Linked DNA regions of Homo sapiens: region 2 is linked to region 1. Evidence: read pairs that join two places in POLR2A ChIA-PET (ENCODE). Cell type or tissue: GM12878. All regions are shown on one strand. Each heading gives the region's core, and the rest is flanking DNA. Links, peaks and the distances in the headings are about the cores only. Region 1 overlaps HMGCL (3-hydroxy-3-methylglutaryl-CoA lyase). Region 2 overlaps CNR2 (cannabinoid receptor 2).

The links. ChIA-PET counts read pairs that join two places held together with the same protein. Peaks named below come from ENCODE experiments on the same cell type or tissue, not always from the same donor. Only the 100,000 strongest peaks of a DNase experiment are listed, where the experiment ranks them.
Region 2: POLR2A ChIA-PET joins it to region 1 with 5 read pairs; 11 of 35 experiments call an interaction of 5 or more read pairs at or near these places.

The regions. Positions count from the first base shown.
Region 1 is chr1:23,814,850-23,820,225 of GRCh38, reverse strand. HMGCL (3-hydroxy-3-methylglutaryl-CoA lyase) reads left to right here. Exons shown (of 9, transcript NM_000191.3): 3 at 2,643-2,750; 4 at 3,456-3,551. Among named protein-coding and RNA genes, the nearest start is that of HMGCL, 7.9 kb to the left of the region's middle. In GM12878, for the core only: no CTCF peak of the experiment used is centred there; no DNase peak of the experiment used is centred there.
Region 2 is chr1:23,885,286-23,890,661 of GRCh38, reverse strand. The region is part of intron 1 of CNR2 (cannabinoid receptor 2); the gene reads left to right. Among named protein-coding and RNA genes, the nearest start is that of FUCA1, 20 kb to the right of the region's middle. RefSeq lists enhancers at 1,549-1,658, 2,159-2,388. In GM12878, for the core only: no CTCF peak of the experiment used is centred there; DNase peaks (open chromatin) are centred at 1,421, 2,091 and 2,385; H3K4me3 peaks cover 1,824 bases; H3K27ac peaks cover 3,615 bases.

The DNA of each region.
Region 1 (5,376 bases), core at 205-5,204:
AATATAGCAAGACTCTATCTTATTAAAAAATATATGTATATATATAAACTGAATGGTGGTGCAACAGGTTTGGTGTCCCCAGGTCCACAGCCCAGTGGGGTGGGGTAGACCCAGCAATTCCATGTAAGGGGATTTATCCAAAGCAAGTCACGAAGGCCAAATGTAGAGATTTAGCCTTGGGGGTGTTCCTTACAAACCTGTTTGGTAAGCACAGAACAGTTGGAAACAACTTAAATATTTAGTATGAGGAAAGTTGGGTCAGATACACTATGGACTTTTTATAAAATGAAATATTATGAAGCCATTAATAACATAGGTATATATAAAGTGACTCAAGCAGTTTATAAAATAGTACATGTGACTGGGCATGGTGGTGGCTCATGCCTGTAATCCCAGCACTTCAGGAGGCTGAGGCAGAGCACGATTCTGTCTCCAAACAAAAACAAATAGTGCATGTGCGCGTACGCACGCGCGCGTGTGTGTGTGTGTGTTTTTGGGAGATGGCATCTCACTCTGTCACCCAGGCTGGAGTGCAATGGCGCAATCTCGGCTCACCTCAACCTCCTCCTCCCGGGTTCAAGTGATTCTCCTGCCTCAGCCTCCCGAATAGCTAGGATTACAGGCCCCTGCCACCATGCCCAGCTAATTTTTGTATTTTTAGTAGAGATGGGGTTTCACCAGGTTGGCCGGGCTGGTCTTGAACTCCCGACCTCAGGTGATCCACCTGCCTCAGCCTCCCAAAGTGCTGGGATTACAGGCATGAGCCAATGCGCCTGGCCATGTATTTTTTAATCTTAACACTTTTATGTAAGAAAAAAGTTTATATATGTATGGGAGCATTTATCTAGACTAGGACCTAGACCAGCACTTTCTGTGAAGATGGAAATATTCTGGACCTGAGCTTTTCCATGTGGTGGCCACTATACCCATGTGGCCCTTGAGAACTTGAGATGTGACTAGTGTGGCCAAGGAATTGTATTTTTATTTTTATACAATTTTTATTAAATTTAAATAACCACATGTGACTAGTGACATATTGGGCTGCACAGATCTAGAAAGTTACACACCAGGGTGTTAATAGCGTTATCACTGGGAGATTCTAAGGGTGGTTTTCTTTTGTTTTTGGCATGTTTTTCTGAAAGAATCATATATTGATTATTTTTTCAATAAGAAAAGCTTTTTTCTTTTTCTCTTTTTTTTTTTTTTTTTTTTTTTTTTTAGCACGTCCATCCTAGCTTTAATAGTGAGTGCTTGTTGGAAACAATAGTGTGTAAGTTCCCGAAGGGCAGAATCCTGTCTGTTCTGCTTCTGCTTACTGCTATATCCCCGGCACCTAGCACAATGCCTGCAACATGGAGGGCTTTCAAAAATTATTTGACAGGCTGGGCATGATGGCTCATGCCTGTAATACTGGCACTTTGGGAGGCTGAGGCAGGCAGATCACCTGAGGTCAGGAGTTTGAGACCAGCCTGGCCAACATGGTGAAACCCCATCTCTACTAAAATAAATGAGCTGGGGTGGTGGCATGCTTGTGTAATCCCATCTACTCTGGAGGCTGAGGCAGGAGAATCGCTTGAACCCGGAAGGCGGAGGTCGCAGTGAGCTGAGATTGTGCCACTGCACTCCACTCTGGGCAATACAGTGAGACTCCATCTCAAAAAAAAAAAAATTTTGTGGAAAGATTAAGTTAGAGCAGTGGGAGAGAAACTGGAGAAGGCAGGCAAGGGGAGGACCTAGCGAGAAGGACCTGGAGTATTTTTGTGTGTTCTTTTTGTTTGAGACAGGGTCTTGCTCTGTGTCACTCAGTGCAGTGGCACAATCATTGCTCACTGCAGCCTCGACTTCCCAGGCTCCAGTGATCCACCTCAGCCTCCTGAGTAGCTGGATCACAGACACGTGCCACCACGCCTGGCTAATTTTTGTATTTTTTGTAGAGAGGGGGTTTCGCCATGTTGCCCAGGCTGGTCTCAAACTCCTAAGCTTAAATGATCTGCCTGTCTCAGCCTCCCAAAGTGCTGGGATTACAGGCGTGAGCCAATGTGTCCGCCTGGACCTGGAGTTCTTAGAATTTTTTGCGTAATCCTGTAAATATTAGGGAGCCATAGAAAGCTTTTGATGCAAGAGAATGGAAGGTTGGAAGCTGCATTTTAGGAGGATTCCTGTGTAAGATGAATTAGTGGCTTGAGACTATGCCATGTTATATACAGGATAATGATGGTAGATTTGGAAAGAGGAATCCATGGAATCTGTTGAGCTACTGGACATGGTGGGGAGGAAGATAAAGAAGCTATACGCTGAACACATGAGGCTGAAGTCCTATGCCAATTGGGAGACAGAAGCGAGGAGGGTGTGATACTTTGGGGGCCCCATCCCATACTCCCCAGAGGGTTAGTCATCTCTGCCCTTTCAGGCCATCACACATTGCTCTCAGTTTGTTTATGATGGGATTATAAATTAACACACATTTACTTACGGGAAAGCCTGCATGGCAGAATAATGTTTCTATGTAAATAACTCCTTTTCAGGTGAGAAGCTGCATCCACTGCAAAAAATTATCTATAGTACTTGAACTAACAGGTACTGCATTTTGAGGCTGTTTTGTTACTAACTTTGCTGCCTTGGTGTTTCTCTCTCCACTATAGAATATCGTATCTACTCCAGTGAAAATCAAGCTGATAGACATGCTTTCTGAAGCAGGACTCTCTGTTATAGAAACCACCAGCTTTGTGTCTCCTAAGTGGGTTCCCCAGGTGAGCCCTAGCCCTCAATGAAAGGCCTTTCTCTAGGGATGAAAAGTTTTGCATTTGCCTTTGAAGCAAGTAGAAGTTGAGAACATAGGTTTCCAAGCCCCTGGCTTTGAGAGGTCTCAGGTGATTCATAGCACTGTGTTGCAGCAAAAGAACATGACCCAGGATTCAGGGCCTTGGGTTCAGTCTTGGCTCTGCTCTGACTTGCTCAGTGACATTGCTAAGGCCTTCCCCTCCTCAGTGTTAGAGATGACCTCTTCTAGCCCTAAAGTCTAAAACCCTCTATGCCTGTCTGTGGTTTCTTTGTTTGTAAAAGAGGAAGACTGACAACTCCTGCTTCACAAAGATAGTTAAGTGAAGAAGAAACATCCTGTTACAAAGGAGTGCTTAACACAGAGCTGAGCTCAGTGCCTGGCCCAGAGTACATTCTCAATAAATGGCTGGTAGTAGTATTCCTGCTGTTTCTGCATATGTAAAGCTGGCAGTATGGGCCATATGGAGAAATTGGGATCTCAGCCAAACCAAGGGCCCTTCTGAGCCATCAGCAGTCAAACAAACAGTAAAAGTATTGGAGAGACTCAGCTCTGCAGAAGGAATTACTCGCTAAGAGTTCTGGAGAACAGAGGTTTTGTGATGAAAAGGTTTTCTCTAACTGAACTCTCTGTCTGCTCTTGGTGATGACTTGGCAATGTCTCCCTTGGTTCCTAGATGGGTGACCACACTGAAGTCTTGAAGGGCATTCAGAAGTTTCCTGGCATCAACTACCCAGTCCTGACCCCAAATTTGAAAGGCTTCGAGGCAGCGGTAAGAGGATAGCTTGTTGGTGGGGGCTCCTGAAATGAGATTGATGGCATTGGTCCCTGCCTTGTCTTGGCGCCTCAGTCCCCTGTCCTGGGATGTCCATCTGAATAGCTTGTCTGTCAGCCAGACCCTGGGGCAAACCTGGCCCTGCCACTCACTGCTCTGTGATCTTGACAAGTTGACAAGCCTATAAAATAGGGCTAAATGATAGTACCTGAAGTTGTGAGCATTTCAGAAGATAGGATGCATGTACATTGCTTAGCAAGAGCCAGATAAAAGGTAACTGCTTAATAAATGTTAGCTCTTTTGATTATCCACTTCTTTAGAGAAATGTAACCAAACTCTCCACAAGAGTTTCAACAGTAGTTGCTGGCATCTGCCAACTTTCTTACAATTTTAGACAAGAACATCTTTGGAGGCGTTGGTTCTGTATTTAGGCAAAAACCTTTTTTTGGCTGGGCACAGTGGCTCACACCTATAATCCCAGCACTTTGGGAGGCTGAGGCCGGAGAACAGCTTGAGGCCAGAAGCTTGAGACCAGCCTGAGCAACATAAGGAGACCTTGTCTCTACAAAAAAAAAAAAAAAAATCAATTAGCTGGCTGTGATGGCATGCACCTGTAGTCCTAGCTACTCGGGAGACTGAGGCACAGGATGGCTTGAGACTAGGAGTTCGAGGCTGCAGTGAGCCATGATAATACCGCTGCACTCTTCCAGCCTGGGTGACACAGCAAGAAAAAAAAAAAAGCTTTTTCTCAAGAGTGACTTCCAGGGTGGTGATGGCAGTGGTGGTGGTTTCCTTGGGGAAAATCAAAGTTTTTTTTTTTTTAATTAAGAGAAATTACTGTGTTTGTTTCCTAGTGCTACTGTAAGAAAGCACTACAGGCCGGGCGCGGTGGCTCACGCCTGTAATCCTAGCACTTTGGGAGACCAGGGCGGGCGGATCATGAGGTCAGGAGATCGAGACCATCCTGGCTAACACGATGAAACCCCGTCTCTACTAAAAATACAAAAAATTAGCCAGGCTTGGTGGCAGGTACCTGTAATCCTAGCTACTCAGGAGGCTGAGGCAGGAGAATCACTTGAACCCGGAAGGCGGAGGTTGCAGTGAGCCAAGATCATGCCACTGCATTCCAGCCTGGGTGACAGAGCAAGACTTTGTCTCAAAAAAAGAAAAAAGAAAAAAAAAAAGAAAGCACTACAAATTGGGTGGCTTAAAAACAACAGAAATTTATTCTCTCACAGTCTGGAGGCCAGAAGTCCCAAATCAAGGTGTCAGCAGGATTGGTTCCTTCTGAGGCCTCTGGGAGAATCTGTCCTATGCCTCTCTGCTGGGGTCTGGTGGTGGCCAGCAGTCCTTGGCATTGCCTGGCTTGTAGATGCATCTCTCCAGTCTTTGCCTCCGTTTTCCCAGGGCCACCTTTTCTGTGTCTCTGTGTCTTCACTTGGCCATCTTTTGTTTTTGTTTTTTTTAGACAGAGTCTTGCTCTGTCGCCCAGGCTGGAGTACAGTGGCATGATCTCGGCTCACTGCAAGCTCCACCTCCCAGGTTCAAGTGATTCTCCCACCTCAGCCTCCCGAGTAGCTGGGACTACAGGCGTGTGCCACCACGACCGGCTAATTTTTTGTATTTTTAGTAGAGATGGGGTTTCACTGTGTTAGCCAGGATGGTCTCGATCTCCTGACCTCATGATCTGCCCGCCTCGGCCTCCCAAAGTGCTGTGATTACAAGCGTGAGCCACTGCGCCCGGCTGGCCATCTTTTTTTAAGGTCACCAGTCGTATGGGATTAGGGGCCCACCCTATTCCAGTATGGCTTCATCTTAACTA
Region 2 (5,376 bases), core at 312-5,311, 70 kb before region 1:
GCAATTCTCTTGCCTCAGCCTCCCGAGTAGCTGGGATTACAAGAGTGCACCACCACGCCCGGCTAATTTTGTATTTTTAGTAGAGATGGGGTTTCACCATGTTGGCCAGTCTGGTCTCAAACTCCGGACCTCAGGTGATCTGCCTGCCTCGGCCTCCCAAAGTGCTGGGATTATAAGCGTGAGCCACCTCGCCCAGCGGGTCTGTTTCTGATGGGTCATTCTTGCAGGTTGAACAAGTTTTCCAAAATGTGGTGGTTTGTCCTCAGTGGTGGCAAAGTGTCAGCTGAGAGTAAGTAGGGATTGTTCTATCTGCCTTGGCTCTCAGGCGAAGGTCAGGCATAGCTGGAGGACAGAATCCTTTTCTTCTTCTTCTTTTCTTTTCTTTTCTTTTTTTTTTTTTTTTGAGACAAGGTCTCACTCTGTAGCCCGGGCTAGAGCACAGTGGAACAATCACTGCTTACTGCAGCCGTGACTTCCTGGGCTCAAGTGATTCTCCTGCCTCAGTCTCCCCAGTAGCTGGGACTACATACATGCACCATGCCCAGCTAATTTTTGTATTTTTTGTAGAGATGGGGTTTTACCATGTTGGCCAGGCTATTCCTGGGCTCAAATAATCCACCTGTCTCTGCCTCCCAAAGTGCTGGGATTACAGGCAGAGCCCCCATGCCTGGCACAGAATCCTGTAAGAACACTATAAACTAACTCTATTAAGCATCTCCTGCCTTTGATTAGATACCTACTGTAAACCAGGTACAGTGACATGAATTTGGTAAACTTGTATCATTAATCTGTATAATCATGTGATATGGATAGTATTTCTCCCAGTTTACAAGTGAATGAAACAGAGGCTCAGAGAGGTGCAGTAAGGTGCCCAAGGTCACACATCCTGAAAGTTGCAGAGCTGAATTTTAATCCAGGAAGGTCTGGTTCCCAAACCTGTGACATTGTGATCCAACATGCTAAGTTTCCTCGAGGAGACCTTGGGAATCACCTCCATCAATCCAACTGCTTTGAAGATGAGAAAAGAAAGGCCCGGATGGTCAGGCAAGGTGGCTCATGTCTATAATCCCAACATTTTGGGAGGCTGAGGTGGAAGGACTGCTTGAGGCCAGGAGTTTGAGACCAGCCTGAGCAATATAGCAAGACACTATCTATATTTTTTTAATAGAAATCAAAGAAAGAAAAGAAAGGCCTTAGATAGGAAAAGGGACCTGCCTAAAGTCACTCAGTAGCAGGACAAGGACTAGAACCTAGGCTTCCCTACTCCCAGTTGGGGATAAAAACGGTGAGGCTTGTGGCATCAAATCTCAGCTTCCCACTGTAGGTGTGGTAGCCACAGGCAGGGTATCATTCTCTTCCTTACCTCCAGCTCTGAGAGATTTAAACCCAGCAGCAACGTGGGACCAGCCGCTACTGTGGCTTCTTTCACTTCACGCTTTCACTTCAGGTTAGAAAAACCCCCAGGCACACCTTTTCTGAGCAGGTTCTCAGGTCCCAAGTTTCCCTTCCCAGATGCTCAGTATGAACCAGGCTGTAGGCTGCAGCCCCTAACACCAGCCCCACCATGGACGCTCCCTATGTGAAGTGCCATATGGTTTCTGAACAGTGGTATTTTTGTTAGGTGAAGAAAGGACTTGGTCATGGTGGTTCACTTTTTTCTTTTTCTTCTTCTTTATTTATTTATTTATTTTTTTAAACTGAATCTAGCTTTATTGCCCAGGCTGGAGTGCAGTGGCGCAATCTCAGCTCACTGCAACCTCTGCCTCCTGGGTTCAAGTGATTCTCGTACTTCAGCCTCCCGAATAGCTGGGATTACAGGCACCTGCCCCCACTCCTGGCTAATTTTTGTATTTTTAGTAGACAGGGTTTCACCGTGTTGGCCAGGCTGGTCTCAAACTCCTGACCTCAAGTGATCTGCCCTCCTCGGCCTCCCAAAGTGCTGGGATTACAGGCGTGAGCCACCGCGCCTGGCCTTTTTTCTTTTTTAATCAGGCAGCCCAGAATAGGTTCAGAAAGACTCCCGCTTCTCTTTTACTCTTACATCTGTACAGCATCAGGTCACAAAATGTTTTTGCATGCATCGGTGATTCTTAATATTCAGAACTCTGCTGGCACACTGATAAAAAGTGTGAATCCTTCTACCCCAACCAAAACATGCACAGACATAAAGTCTTAAATATGCCTCGAAAGGACCGATACTCCCATCCAAGCCTACCCATGGACCCAGGGTAAGAAGCTATGATGGAGGTCATCAGCCCATTTGGCATCTCAAGGAGAATGGCATAGGTATTGTTACTGTCATTTTACAAATGAGAAAAGAAAAGGGGCTCAGAATGTTGAAGGGACTTGCCCAAAGTCACCTGATGAGCCATGGTGGAGGTGGAACTAGAACACTCTTCACTGTGGCAAACACTAAGTCTGTCTCTGTTGTGGGAAATTAAGGAACCAGAGAGACCGAACGGAGTGCAGGAAAGTGTCTATTTAAGGTGTACACTGGCTCAGTGGACATGTGTCCTGAAAGTCTGAGCCCAGGACAAAGAAAACGAGTCCCCTTTAAGCATTTTGAGGTGGGCATTATGTGAAGCAGGAAGCAGGCTTACAAGAGCAAGAATAAAGGCTGTTGTGACACTTTTGCAACATGTCTTACATCTCTGGGAAAACTTGGTTTGCAGCTTATGCTTATTTGTCTTGTGACCTTGCAGCTGTGCAGGGGAGAAAGAAGCAGGAGTTTAAGGAGCCTACAAAATATGTGGAGGGTAGATATGGTTAATGTTTCTTGGGACAGACGGTTAATTTTTTTTTTTTAACTTTAACTTCGGGGGGCTACTTAAATTTTTTTTTTAGCCTTGGTTAATATAGCAATTTATTTTATGAGCTTTTTTAACTATTACTATAATTTTTACTATTATTACTTATACCATTATTCTGTTATTTTCTTAATTTCCTACTTCATCTCTGTGCTGGATGTTCAGACACAGTCTTCACCCTGGAAAAAGGCCCTGTCTAGAAGCCAGAGATTCTGACTCCAAAAGGGATTTATAGCTGTCCAAAGGGAAGACAGTGAGCTGGGTTTCCCGTTGCTCTGTGTGTCCCATTGTCAGATGCTGGCTTGTTAAGACCTGCATCCAAATGCCTGAATTTCTTTCCCTTATCTACTTTGGATAATAACCACACATGTTGGTGGCCATGCCAGGCCTAGATGAGACCTGAAGCCAGCCTCCATCAGCCCCAGCATCCCTCTTCTAGGCTGAATTCTACATGGGGTGAGCCATTTCCTGACTGGAAGGGGTTGTTTTCCAAGGGAAACAAGGGAAGAGAGTCCCTGGGTGGCAGGTGATGGGGCAGGGGGTTCCTAGCAGGGTTGCAGGGATCCTCTTAGCCCCCTGAGCTGGAAACTTTCAGAAGTAGCCAAGTGGGGATGTGGGAGCTGAGAAAGGCTTGCACTGTCTGTCACTCACTAGTGACCAGGGTGGAGAGGTGAGCTGGCACCTTTTTCTGTCTGAGCTCAGGTGTGACCTTGACAACACTCAACAAAGGTTACCAGCCTGGCCAACATGGCAAAACCCTGTCTCAATTAAAAATACAAAAATTAACCAGGCATGGTGGCGTGCACCTGTAATTCCAGCTACTTGGGAGGCTGAGGCAGGAGAATCACTTGAACCCGGGAGGCACAAGTTGCAGTGAGCCGAGATTGTGCCACTGCACTCTAGCCTGGGCAACAGAGCAAGACTCTGCCTCAAAAACAAAAATAAAAAACAAAAAAAACAAAAAAACCGCAAAGGGTGTCTGTCTCCAACTTCTCTGCATAGGGCCATCTCTATGCCTATTGCACTGGAGTTTTGCCTTGTGACTCGGGATATGTGGATAATTGCAGCTCTGCTGCTCATATGTTGGGTGACCTTAGGCAAATTATATCCCCATTCTTGGACTGTTTTCTGGATGGCAAAATGATGGCGTTGGATTAGAAGAGAGGTTTTTCAATCTGTTCCTAGAGGAACCTGGGCTGCCTTGAAGAAAGGACATAGTGATATGAATCCCCCTGCAGTCAAGATATGGCTTACTCCATGTAGAATCCACCCTAGAAGAGGGATGTTGGGGGTGGCGGTGGCTGGCTTTGGGCCTCACCTAGCCCCGGCATGGCCACCAACATGCGTGGTTATTAACCAAAGTAGGTAAGGGCAGGAAATATGGGCATTTGGATGCAGGTCTTAACAAGCCAACGTCAGGACGCACAGAGCAACAGGAAACCCAGCTCCCTGTCTTCCCTTTCGACAGATAGAAATCCCTTTCGGAGTCAGAGCCCCTGGCTTCTAGACAGGGCCGTATCTACCTGTTTTATAAACAGGGGTTATGCAGATTGCAAGAAGCACCTATCCTCTTAAAAATTTTAAAGTCGTTGGGTTGTAATAAGAACTGACATTTATTGAGCTCTTATAATGCACCAGGCATATTATTCTTTTTTTTTTTTTTTTTGAAATAGAGTCTCGCCCTGTCACCCAGGCTGGAGTGCAGTGGTGCAATCTTGGCTCACTGAAATCTCTGCCTCCCAGGTTCAAGTGATTCTCCTGCCTCAGCTTCCTGAGTTAGCTGGGATTACAGGTGTGCGCCACCACACCCAGCTAATTTTTGTATTTTTAGTAGAGACGGTGTTTCACCATGTTGGCCAGGTTGGTCTCAAACTCCTGACCTTGTGATCTGCCTGCCTTGGTCTCCCAGAGTGCTGGGATTACAGGTGTGAGCCACCGTGCCTGGCCACCCCCCCGCCGCCACCCTTTTTCTTTCCTAGGACAGATTCTCGCTATGTCGCCCAGGCTGCAGTACAGTGGCGCAATCTCAGCTCACTGCAACCTCCGCCTCCTGGGTTCAAGTGATTCTCCTGCCTCAGCTTCCTGAGTAGCTGGGATTACAGGCGCACGCCACCACGCCTGGTCAATTTTTGTAGTTTTAGTAGAGACAGTGTTTCACCATGTTGGCTGAGCTGGTCTCAAACTCCTGATCTCGTGATCCACCTGCTTCAGCCTCCCAGAGTGCTGGGATTACAGGTGTGAGCCGCCGCGCCCGGCCCAGGCATATCATTCTTAGCAACCTCACAGAGTAGGTGAACTAACCCCATTTGAAGATGTGCCTAAGAATAATAATAATCACAACAGTGGCAACAATGAACACTTCCATGTATGATAGTAATTTATTTAAATACTCAGAAAACCCCATTTTACAGATGAGAAATGAGAAGACCAAAGCATTAGGTATTTTGAAAGAGGTCACTGGGTAGGATTTAAACCTACATGGTTTGTTCCCATCTCCCTCACACTCATACTTGGGGTCTACAGTATTCAAGACAGCCCCTTTCCATCCAAGTGCATTTCATTAATTAAT